Linked DNA regions of Homo sapiens: region 1 is linked to region 2. Evidence: chromatin contacts called from ENCODE Hi-C or POLR2A ChIA-PET data. All regions are on one chromosome and are shown on one strand. Each heading gives the region's core, a stretch centred on a gene start or an enhancer-like site at or near the end of the contact. The rest is flanking DNA. Distances are from core to core; before and after follow the strand shown. Region 1 overlaps SYTL2 (synaptotagmin like 2). Region 2 overlaps SYTL2 (synaptotagmin like 2).

Region 1 (6,447 bases), core at 25-2,524, 37 kb after region 2:
GAGGATTTTTCAGTTGCACAATGTGCAAGAATCCTATTTTCTTTGAGGCATCTTCAATACATATGTAATGGGAAGGAAGTGAGAAGTGAAGAATGACACAGCCCTACAGAAATTCGGAGGTGATCCACTCAAGGTTGGGGCACTTTTAACAAGTGCAGTGCTGAACATACACACTAAAAACCTTTAGTAAATTTTAAAGCAGGCTGGGTGCAGTGGTTCATGCCTGTAATCCTAGCACTTTGGGAGGCCAAGGTGGGTGGATCACCTGAGGTCAGGAGTTCGAGACCAGCCTGACCAACATGGTGAAACCCCGTCTCTACTAAAAAATACAAAAATTAGCTGGGTGTGGTGACACACGCCTGTAATCCCAGCTACTCAGGAGGCTGAGGCAGGAGAATCTCTTGAACCCGGGAGGCGGAGGTTGCAGTGAGCCGGGATCACACCACTGCACTCCAGCCTGGGTGACAGAGTGAGACTCCTTATCAAAAAAAAAAAAAAAGAAAGAAAAAAAAATTTTAAAGCAGCCCCACTTAAGAATAAAACAGTATGTACATTAGTGAATAAAATTTATAAAAATTAATTACTTGAAAAACAGAATTACTGGGAAGTTATCCTTCTACCACTTACTAGCTATAAGTCATTGGGCAAGTTACCGACCACTGTGAAGCTGTTTTCTCATTTGTGCTTGACATTAGGATGTCCCTCACAGATTGTAAGGATTAAATGAAATAATGAATATAAAAAGAGCACATGTCTTGCATTCTGTACCAAAAATAGCTACTAAAACTATATTCTAGCTTCCGCTCTGAGTTCACACTTTTTTTCCATCCAGCTGAATAAGACTATACTTAGTAATATATTTCTCTTTTGTATTATGTCTCTTTCTGATCTCCCCCCATGAAGTTTGGGCTTCATTGACAGGGAATCTAATGACCTTTGTTTTAATTTCCTCTAGCTCTCTGCATACTGTCCACAGTAATTACTCAAATAAATATTAAGACATTACTTCATTTTCTTTTTAATTTGCATGTGCTTGCATATGCTACTACCTGCTTGTTCATCTTGAAAACTACTTACCCTTCAAGACAAATCAAAGTTACCACCTCCATGAAGCCTTCCATAACTTCCATACCCCAAGTTAAAGTTGCAGCAGATTCAATGATTATTCCTAACTCTTCATTTCCTCCCTGTAACAGAACTATACTATCATGTTCCCACCAGAGTAAGCAAAGAATTCATCCCTATCCTCCTAATGTTGGGCTTGGCCTGTGACTCGCTTTGGCCAATGGAATGTTAGCAAATGTGATGCAAGCATAGGCTGTAAATGTGCTTTTGTGGTTTGATCTGGCTTCTTGTATTCCTGCCACATGCCATGAGAAGAGCTTGTCCCAGTTATTCATTGCCTCTTCATCCTGGGTTCCAGAAAGAGATAAAAGGACAGACCTGAACCTGACCTCCCTGAAGCAGGTATCCCTGCTGACCTATAGATATAAAAGAAAAAACTAAGTATTTGTTGTTGGAAGCCACTGAGGTTTGGGAGTTGTTATACGATACTCCCGCAGCAGGAACCTGCTAATACAAACACTTTCTCCTCCAAATACACATCCACTGCTGTGATGATCTACTCTCAGTCTCTCTTGATTGTGAGTCTCTGAATGTGAACAAATAAAAGAATGAGCAAATGAATAAATGAACCTGATTCAAATATACAATATCACCAAGAGATGGCTATCTCAATTATTTCCTTTCTTTCACGTGCAGTAACTTCCTTAGATCTCAAAAGCTGGCAAGAAAATAGATTTAGGCCACATTCTGGGACCCAGGTTCCCAATGAGGTCTTACACTGCCATTTGGTTGGTTCGATGTGAGACTTTAAATTCAAGGAGTGGTGGACAGGAAGAAAACAACAACAATGAAAAACTTAGGTCGTCTAGCAGTGGTAACTGGCAGGGTTGCTGAAATGGGCAACATTGGCTTCCACGCCTTCAAGCAGAATACAACCTAACAAGTGCTTCTGTGTCAAAGCTCTGAGGGTTAAAATTTCTCCCTTAAAATAGGCTGTTAGTGAGGCAAAGGGCAATGTTTCCACTTTACAAAGGAGTGAAGGGCTGGAACCCTTCCCTTTTAATTGGGTAGGTAGGAATCAGTGCCCAATCAAACTGTAAGAGAGCCCTCAGAGGGCAATCAAGATTCTGCAGTATGAGGTGCTCACCCAACTCCTAATATTCTGGATGATGTCCAGCATGGGAGCTAACTGAACATTTCCCTCACTCACTTGACAAAGATTTATTGAGAGACTGGCACTATTCTAAGCACTGGAGGTGCAGCAAGGGAACAAGACAGAAAAACTTCCTGCCTTTGTGGAGTTCATATGGCAATGGATGGAAACAATCAAACTAAATAATAAAAATAAGTTTTTGAATACCAAATAATTAAATTATAACACATTGGAAGGTGATGAGAACTATGGAGGAAAACAAAAAAGGGAAGGGAGGAGAATAATAACTCAGGGAGAGTAGGAATTTTAAAGAGAGTGGTTAGGGTAGGCCTCATTGAGAAGGTGATATTTGAACAAAAACGTGACAGCGATGAGGAAACAAGCCATGCAGATATCCCAGGGTTCTGAGGTGGGAGTTGTCTGGCACATTCAAGAAATGGCAAGGTGACCAGTGCTGGTACACCAGAATGCCCCCAGGAGAGCAGGAGGAGAGGAGGCCGGAAAGGACACGGGTAAGACTGTATTAGGCCTTGTGAGGACAGTAAGACTTCTGGCTTTTACTCTGAGATGAAGCAGCATTAAAGAAAGCCAGACAAAAAGGCAGCAAACATTTACTTGGTCCCTTCTACACATGTGGCGCTGTACATACCTCTCATGGAATCCTCACAAAGACACTCTGAGGTAGGTCTTATGTATTGAGACAGGGTCTCACTCCATTGCCCAGGCTGTAGTACAGTGACACAATCTCGGCTCACTGCAACTTCCACCTCCTGGGTTTAAGCAATTCTCATGCCTCAGCCTTCCAAGTAGCTGGGATTACAGGCGCCCACGACCATGCCCAGCTAATTTTTGTATTTTTGGTAGAGTTGCAGCTTTGCCACGTTGTACAGGCTGGTCTTGAACTCCTGGCTTCAAGTGATCTGCCGGCCTCGGCCTCCCAAAGTATTGGGATTACAGGCATGAGCCACCACACCCAGCCCAAGGTAGGTCTTATTATCTGTGTTTTTCACATGAGGAGAGTGAGGCTGAGGGGGGCATTTGCCACCAAGCTTATGTCTGACTGGCATTTGCTGATGGTTGTGTCAGAATAAGCCAACCCAACATTGACATTTCATTTAATTCTTCTCTTCACACAGATTCCTCCAATCAGCGAGGCAGAACAAAACCCCTGTCTCTGTGGACCCTCATTCTCTGCTTAAGTATAAGAGACTCACCGACCCAGACCCGGCAGTCAGAACGGGGGCAACCTCAGTGCTAAACTGTGAGGGAAGAATTTTGGCTACTACAGTGTCTTGCATTCTCACCAGAGCCTCACAATAACCTCAGTAAAGAAGGGAGGGTAGGAGTGAATATACCCATTGTTCACAGATATTATTGATGTGTTCACAGGAGGAACTCCTGGGGCAAGTTCTCCTTGGGTTCAGCCTCTCCTACCCATCCTCCATTCAGCATGATGCTGAGTCATTTTTCTAAAACTCAGTTCTGACCAAGACACATTCTCAGGCTTAAAATCCTTCACCAACTTCCCACTGACCATTGACTAAAACTCAAAATCCTTAAGCGGCCTGTAGGACTCTCCATGAACTAGCACCTGCTTTACTCTCCAAGCTCTTTTCCTTAGGCTCCAGCCATTCTGAAATTTTCCAGTTCTTCTTGCCTTCAGGCTTTTGCATGTGCTGTTCCTTCGTCCTGGAACAGCATTTCCCTGGTTAATACTTGTTAGGTCTCAAGTTACATGTCACTTACTGCACAAAAGTCTTCCCTAACCCCTCCAAGCCAGCTTAGGTGCCCCTCCTATGTGCTCAATTAGCACCTGACTTCATCAGTCACAGTACTCATCACACGGTCTCAAATCCCTACTTACTCATGTTTGTCTCTTGCCAGTTTATGAACAAGGCTTGTGTCTCCCAGTGATTTGTATTCCCAGCTCTTGCCACTGTCTTGCATCTACTAGGCACTCAAGTGTTCATGAAAAAAAAAAATGATGAACACAGGTGGAAGGGGATTGAGCTTCTATTTCCCCCTGAACATGAACATAGCTCTAGGGCCCATAAATGAAAAACTAGGTCAATATTATTCAATGGGTTCCAGCTCCAGATCTTTCACATCATTCTGTGGTTTGAATAAGTTGAATGACTTCTCTAAGTCTTGGTTATCTCATGCATATGATGGGTATATTCTCTTCCTTGTGGAGATTACTGTGAGGCTCTGGTGAGAATTCAGGACACCGCAGAGGACAAAGAAGGATAAGGAGCAGCGGTAGAAATAGCAGCACAAAGGGAAATTGGAGGACTCCAAATGTGGACTCTGCTTAATTCATATTTTCCATGTGTCAGCCCTACCATGCCACATCTATGAATACTAATACTCTTCTTGTCAATTGTCCAAAAGTTAAGCTAGAGAGAAAAACTAAGGCCCCACATAGTTGGTGCTTGCCTTTGATAGGCAGCAAAGAGTGGATCTGGGCTTCTAACTCTAATTCCAATTAAAATTCTAATCCCAGGTTAAAGTCTAATTAACAACCAAATTTCCTTCCCAGCAGGCTCTGCTGTGAGGAGGGGCCCAGATAACACAGATAGCATCTTCTGCTTTCCCAGACAGTATTGTTGTACCAAAGGCAAGGAGTGTAAAACTTACATAAATGGTGACTCTCACATGATGAGGATTTCAGAAGACAGGCAAATTGTCCTGACAGTCCCATGACATCAAGAATGAAGGCTTCAAAAAAAAAAAAAATCCAGGCAGCAACAGAAGAGCAGTAATATGCCTGAGTTGGGGAGAATGCCGCCAGACAAAAAGGCCCTGATCAACAAGAAGGCTCATCCCCACCGGAACACTTACGAAACCATTGTGCATAAAACTAAATGCTTTGTAAACTTCCTAGGATCACAGCAGCATCAAAGGATGGAAGGAAGGAGAAGCCAAAGACGGAACAAGTTGAATGTGACAATCAGAGACTCTTTGCTCACCTCCCTCTCAGCAGAAAGATTTCCCTCCAGTGTACCAGCCCGATGATCATCAGATCACACTGCCAGGGCATCCATGCCTAAAGCTGCTAACTGCACAGCTGGGCTGCTCCGCTTCTCAGGCTCACTTGGTTGGACTTGCCCCTAAGTTCTTCACATTGGCTACATTTTACCCTGCCCACTTGAACCCCATTTAATTTATTCTCCCTTGCACATAATAGTTTACAAAAAAGATGTCATGCTCTCCCCACCTCTTCTTAGTTGAGGGGATAAAAAACTTTGTTGTTCCCTCAACTGTTCCTCACATGTTGTTCTCTAAGCCTCTCATGATCTTGGTCATTTCCCTCCAGACTGAAAAAATGCGCAGGCGGTGCTAAGCCCTTTACACATATTTTAGTTTAACCACTCTGACCACCATGCAGATAGGTATTCTCCACATCCCATGGAAGAGAACACTGGCGCTCAAGTTAAATAACTTGCCTAAGGCTACTCAACCAGGATATGATTTGAACCCAAGTCTTCAGATTCTGAAGCCACTATTTTTCATCTTTCACTGCATCACTAATCCCCTACTTCTCAGAGAGATCACACAGCTGGTTAGGGGCAAAGATGACACTAGAACCCAAGTTTCCTGATTCCTAGACTGTTCTCTTTTCACCCTGCTGTTTCTCCCTCTGTACATTTGACTTTGTCATTTCTTATGGGCAACATGCATCAGCCCTCAAGGCATGGCATGCTCTTCTAAGGACAACTTGTTAGGAATTAGAAAATGATCAGTCCCTTTGGATTTGGTTTATGGATAGACATGGAAAAGAGGATATGCATGAGATAGAGGGGAAAAAAGGCATCTGTGTCAACATGCACCTATTTATATATGCCTACTAGCCTCTTAGAATGGTATCAATCCCTCGAACCAGAAACTATTACTGAAAGAACCTACATTTTATATGCTTAGGCTCAATCAAAATGTTTTGTAATATGCGTACACAGAAATGTGTTTATACGAAAAGCAAACTTTGTCCACGCACAGGTGGGTAACAATGCTACATGAATATTTTGTTTCTGTGTGGTCAGAGTCTTCAGTGTTCTATTTTTAAAAAACACATAAATTACTCAATGTAGTGGGTGGCTTAAGTTGGGCTTCTTGAGAGGAAAGAATTGTCTTGTGACTGGTTCAAGGTAGCCTCTTAAAAAATAATAGTTGAATGAACAAATAAAATGAACTTCTTTATAAAGAGGTGAACAAATGAAAGGATATAGATA
Region 2 (6,141 bases), core at 2,929-5,428:
ATTTCAGCCCGGATGCAGCTCACATCACTGCTGCACACAGACTCCCAAGGGTTAGAGGGTTAGTTCAGAGCAAGCAATCGGCCAGCAGCAGGAGAAAGCACGGGGCTGCAACAGCCTCTCTATTCTTCTGTAAAGGGTATGATGCTAGCCATGACTAACACCTTCCCAAACCCATGGTCATTAACAAATATTTGTGTGTGTGCATCATCATTCACATATGCCTCTGGGAGGCTTGCTTGGGAAGTCAACTGAAGAGATGTAACTGGGGACCAGCTGCTAAGTGGAATCTTGGCAGGCTAGTGTGAGAGTGGGTATCAGTATTTGGAAGGGAGCGTGCAGGAATACCCGTCAGCTGATGGTGATTTTTTTTTAACCCTATACATTCCTGAGTACTTTAAAGCTGCACCATGGAAATAGCCCCATGTTTCACAGGCAAGAGGTTTGCTAAATGGGCCAATTGTTCTGAGATTTTTTTTTTCTTTTTTTCTTTTTCTCAAGGCCCATCACCAACATCAGGAAAAACAATCAGGGCTGTCCAACAAAGGATTCGACTCGCCTTCTCTGGAAGCATTCAGGCGGATATGGGGGTTGGCCGCCTGTTGAGGAGGCTTTAGAGAGAATTCCTGCATTGAGGGGAGGTTAAAATGGGTGATTTTTAAGATCCCTTCTAACCCTGAGATTCCAAGATCCTTGGGATAGTCAGGACTACATTCCAAATTGGGAATACTGTCTTCAAACCCCTGGGAATCTGTGAATTTTAGGAAATGTTTGGTGAAGTGGCTTTTTCTTTTCTTTTTTTCATTTTTAAATTCTGACTTTTTATTCTTAATTGCAAATGCACAAAAAATATTCTAAACATAACAATGGCCAATTTTCAATCATATGAGTTTGGCAGTGGTTAACTTTTCACTTGATAATTTTTCTTATGACCATCTGCAATCCCAGGGGTGCATTTTAGCTTGAAAATAGCAAGAACAAAACCCCAAGAAATCATGGTTTCTTAGTCCATTTGTCTAGCACACAACTCTCTTTATATATTATGTTTTCTGCTAGTACTCAAGAAATCCTTCACCATTAAAGCAGCTGCCAGTGGGGAATCGTGTACCTAAAGTCTTTCATGTTAAGTAGTTTTGGGCTTATAGTTCCAGTATCTAGAAGAAAAGTGTGAACAGAATAGAAGGGATAAAAGAGAAAGGAAAGTCCTTGAAGCCAGGGACTAATTCAACTCCGTATCATGCAAAATTCACTGGACATCCAACGCTGTCATATATAATGTGGTCCCTTCATAAATGTTCTTGATAATAGCCTGTTAATTTTGAGTCCCAGATCTTCCGTGTAATACTAAAAAGGTCATTTCACATTTCTGAGCTTCATTTTCCTCATCTTTAAATTTGGATAACAATAATTCACCTCTCATAGGGTTGCTTGTGCTGGTTAAATGAGATAATACATGTAAAATTGTTAGGCACGTTTTGGCAAATAATATTCAATAAATGCTAGTTATGACTATTTTCACTAATACTACTAGCTACCACTATCCTTTGAAACTCACTGTACTTGAGAAACACTCAAACTGGGATTCTTCAATTAAAGGAAACCTAGTGTTTTAGTAACCAAATGTAATATATTATTTTATAAGCAAAGTTCCAGCCACTTTAGGTTGAGCCTCTTCAGCGCACTTTGGAGAGGTTATTTTCATCTGTTAACTGCCCCCATTAGAGGGTGCAGTGCACAACAGCACGCAGTGAGGCTACAGGAGAGCACATAGGCATTTTTAAGCTTAGATGGGGCATGAACAGTGAGGCGAACTTTATTCTCACTTGATGAATCTGATGAAATGTCTTCTAGACTTTTGGAAGGCATTTTCCTAGCGGCACTCCTTTCCAAAGTTTTCAAAACAGGACTGGGTTCTTCTTCTGAACCTGTTATAAAACAAAATCGATGAACACTGCACAATACCAAAAAAAAAAAAAATCCTCTAACATATGGACATAGAAATGGTAGGCTGAAAAGAGACATTATGCTATGAGTTTCTACTTTAAGAAGCACTTATTTCACAGAAGAAAATAAAATTTCTCCACTATTAATATGCTCTTAAACATAATTTTCCTGGTCAAGAAATATTTGCAAACGTAAACCCTACAAAAACAAGATTACCACATTAATAGAAATGTGATCTCTTAGTTGTTTACTCCTATTTTAGACATATGATTTGTCCTATGCCAGACATTGACTCTTCCCATTTAACATTCTAGCTTTTGAAGACAGCCATGAAATACTTCTAGGAGCATTAATAAAATTAATTCAAAACCGTGGAAGGCAGGATTCAGATGTTTAACATCTGTGTATAATTGGGTACACATATGAGTGCATTCTCCAGATCAAAGGTTGTAGACTTTCTGGGTTTCATGATCTAGTATAATTTCCAATGAAATGTTGGGAAATAACATGGGATAGTCAAATTTTTATTTTAGTAAGGCATTTTAAAGTTGCGGGAGGGAGGCCTCTATCATTTACTAATGCCGTTATTTTATAAAAGGAATGGCTGCATCATGAATAAGCTTAAGTACTGACATTTATTACTGCTGTATTCTCAGTGCCTAGAACAGTGGCTGGAAATAAACACTTCAAAATATTTGCTGAATCAATGAGTGATTCGATTAAGGAATCAATTAATTTAAGAACCACTTCTCTAGACAATAATTTCCTGAAATACATTCCAGTTCTGCCTAGTACATTCCATAGCAAATGGATTCTAAGATGAATTAGATTTGGATGTTCTCTGTTCAAATTTAAAATGTTCCTTACTGCGGACCTTCTCTGTGCATAATGGCCCAGCATTTCCAAAAGTATTTGACTACTGAACCTTTAATTTTTCCCAAAGGAGCATACTGAGGTATTGCTTAGTTAAGAGCTCAGCCGCAAGTCAAATGTGTTAGCTTGCTCCCCAAAATTACAGTACCCTTATAGTAGGTTTCTCTTCATTTTTCACCCCACCCCCACTGCAGTTTGCTTTAAAATAATAATTTAGGTTAGAGTATATAAACCTAAATTAAAATCATGACTATACCATTTGATACTTCTTAATTGGCTTGTTATTCTAAAATGTCTTCTCTGGGCTCTGTTTAGGTGATTTTTTTTTTTTTTTTTTTTTTTTTTGAGATGAAGTCTTGCTCTGTAGCCCAGGCTGGAGTGCAGTGGCGTGATCTCGACTCACTGCAAGCTCCGCCTCAGGGTTCACACCATTCTGCTGCCTCAGCCTCCCGAGTAGCTGGGACTACAGCCACCACCACGCCCGGCTACTTTATTGTATTTTTTAGTAGAGATGGGGTTTCACCATGTTAGCCAGGATGGTCTCGATATCCTCACCTCATGATCTGCCCGCCTTGGCCTCCCAAAGTGCTGGGATTACAGGCGTGAGCCACCGTGCCCAGCCTAGGTGATTATTTAACGCTGCCTTTTTAGATAGGCTTTTTACTATTCAGTCAGTTATGCTGGGATACACATTAGATGATAGTCTCTAACATAATTGCAAATTTGCAAGCGCTCCTTCTCCTGTGGGTCAGTTTACACTAGCAACTCATGGGCAGTTTAGTAAGAGCCTACCTCAACAAGTTTAACATGCTGGCTTTATTCTTGCCATTACATTAATTAATTATTAATTAATTAAATTTATTTACTTTAGAGATTAAATAAATTTAGAGATTTAATTAGAGATTTATAAATAAATATGTATGGTTTTAGAGATTGATATTTCAATTTCTTTCTTTTTTTTATTAACAACAAAATTTTTTAGAGGGGCTTCAACTTAACTGAATAGGATTAAAGGTGGATTCTTTGGTCAGTGTTCAAGAAGAGACCCTATAGCTACTTACAAAGGAGTCCACACCTCAAAGTAAGCCACTCAGTAAAGCTTATCTATTTTCACTGGAACGAAAAGGAGCTAAACAAATGACAAATTCTACTAAACTACAAGGAAGGCAATCAGCATCAGTTGTGCAACTTTGGTTAAAATGTCCCAGCCAAAAAACATTCTCTATCATTTCATCATTTTAATCAGGTAGCTTCTCATTCCTATTTGCTCTGGGGTTTCTCTGCTAAAATGTCCACATGTTGATTAAATAGCAAACTGAGACAAGCCCTACATTTTACAGCCTGGCCGCCAAAACCAACGCCCCCACGTTCATGTAGATGAATGTGGAGATCGACTCAGGTCATCAACTTAGCCAAGGCTGGAGCCAGAGAAATGTACCTGGCCAGGCAATGCCCTTAGGTGGCATCAGGTGAGTCATCTGGCCAAAGTCATACTCTAGAAAGGGAAGATTGTGCATATAATTGAAAATGAGAGGGAGAAAGTGGCAACAAAACACCACAGCACAAGGTATCTGAGGGAAGGAAAGTTCCGGCCTTGTATTTTGTCCCTAGCATTTAGCCACCACTGTGGTAAGATATTGCTCCCGAATGGGAAATTTGTGTCCATCTGTGGCACATCTTTGCGACAAATCTTACCAGACTTCTATAAAGGTTGCCAATTAAGGAAGAAATTCTAAATATTTCCAGGAGGAAAACTAGCTTAAATGTATTAAAGGTACTTTCCAAACCCAAAAAGTCATTTAAAAAGTATTTTTTGAAACCTAAAAGTTCTATAGGTAGATTAAAGAGAAGTCAACTCAGACTCTGAAACAGCCTTATAGGAAAGCTGTTTTACGTAATGCATTTGATTAAAAAATATAAATAATTTTTTTAATTAAGAAAGTCTCAGGAACACAGAAGTGGTAAGAAGAATTTAACATCATTTAAGAATTATGTAATGCATTTGATTAAAAAATATAAATAATTTTTTTAATTAAGAAAGTCTCAGGAACACAGAAGTGGTAAGAAGAATTTAACATCATTTAAGAATATCAAATTAATCCCAATTAAAAAAAATCATCCTTTACATCAGCATTCCATAAAGCAGACTCACTGTGAGTTAAAAAATTTTAAATGCTCACTGGAAGGATTTCTCCAGCTCTCTGCATTAGAACTGGTGTTTCCATCTGAAAAATCAGACTCAGAGAAACCTTCTTTTTCTTCCTCTTTCTCTTGTTTCATATATGGCGATGCTAGAGTCAATTCAACTTTACTTGTTTTTGTAGAGTTTTCTTTGTTCATCAGGAGAGGAATGGGTTGCCTATTTCTGGACACACTAATTGCTTCAGAAGCCTCTCCAAAGCCAGGTTCCTGAAGAGTCCCTTGTCCCCCTGCAACCCCACTTTCACTGTCCCTGTCCTCTGGGGGGGTTACAGTTTTAATGGTCCCTATTTCATGAGCCACATAAAGTTGTGGGGTTCTAGGGATCTCAACTCCACTTCTGGAACCACAAAAATCTACCAATAAATCAGTCACAAGTGCGTCTCCTCCCAACATTTTATCACATTGGTTGACTTGAGATTCCAAACCATTACTTTTATCCTTCATTTCAGAGGTCTGTGAGGCTGCCCTGTAAAAATGGGGCACTGTCCCCAAGAACCTGGTCTGCTCTGACTGTGAGGACTCCTTCTCGTGAGTTTCTTCTCTCACTGACACCTGGGGCTGATAAGGAGGAGCTTCAGTTATTTCTTTAAGAAGTTTCTCAAAACCAGCATCAAAAGCACTCTCAGTTATTAACGGAGCCTCGGCCTTTTCTACTGTTTCTTTTAATTCCTCAGGATGGCATTCAGAAGTGGCTCGCCTGGGCTCCTCTGTACTACCTATTAACTTTGATGGAGAAAGATTCCCTGTATCACTTTCATATTTTGAGGGGAAGGTTTCAGTTTCTTCCTTCAGTAGTTTTTCTAAGCCAGCACTGAATTCGAGGAACTCTGATTTGGGTTGAACAATTGTTTCCCTCACAATTTCTTCCACTTCCTGAGGGAGGCCTTTGCCATATTGAGCAACAATGGAAGCAAATGAGCTAAGCGTCTGGTCTGATGGAGACATTTGGGCAGCTAAATAAGATCCAACTTCATGAGTTTTATCAGGAACTACATTGGAGGAATAAAAATCCTTCCTGTCTGGAACTATGGTGTCCATCGTAGCCCATGGTGATATCACTCCTGGAGGATTTAGGGGGCTACATACTGGCTGTACTGCTTCAGGAAATTCTGGGTTCACTTCTCC

Evidence for each region. Hi-C counts contacts between places; a loop is a spot of excess contacts on that map. ChIA-PET counts read pairs that join two places held with the same protein, here RNA polymerase II (POLR2A).
Region 1: POLR2A ChIA-PET joins it to region 2 with 16 read pairs in activated T-cell. The contact joins two enhancer-like sites. A Hi-C loop is called at or near these places in 4 of 168 maps with a recorded cell type or tissue (CD8-positive, alpha-beta T cell, endothelial cell of umbilical vein and naive thymus-derived CD4-positive, alpha-beta T cell) and 1 of 37 single-sample maps with no recorded cell type. POLR2A ChIA-PET finds 5 or more read pairs at or near these places in 6 of 52 experiments (H1, T-cell, activated T-cell and 1 more).

Annotation. Positions count from the first base shown.
Region 1 is chr11:85,758,762-85,765,208 of GRCh38, forward strand. All of the region lies in intron 1 of SYTL2 (synaptotagmin like 2), which reads right to left. Among named protein-coding and RNA genes, the nearest start is that of SYTL2, 49 kb to the right of the region's middle. RefSeq lists an enhancer at 2,575-3,774. Within about 2 kb of position 1,275, at least 2 of the 41 ENCODE cell types and tissues checked have a DNase peak (open chromatin) inside an H3K27ac peak, as active enhancers do.
Region 2 is chr11:85,719,038-85,725,178 of GRCh38, forward strand. SYTL2 (synaptotagmin like 2) reads right to left here. Exons shown (of 20, transcript NM_206927.4): 8 at 4,995-6,141; 9 at 1,821-1,922. Among named protein-coding and RNA genes, the nearest start is that of CCDC89, 36 kb to the left of the region's middle. Within about 2 kb of position 4,179, at least 4 of the 41 ENCODE cell types and tissues checked have a DNase peak (open chromatin) inside an H3K27ac peak, as active enhancers do.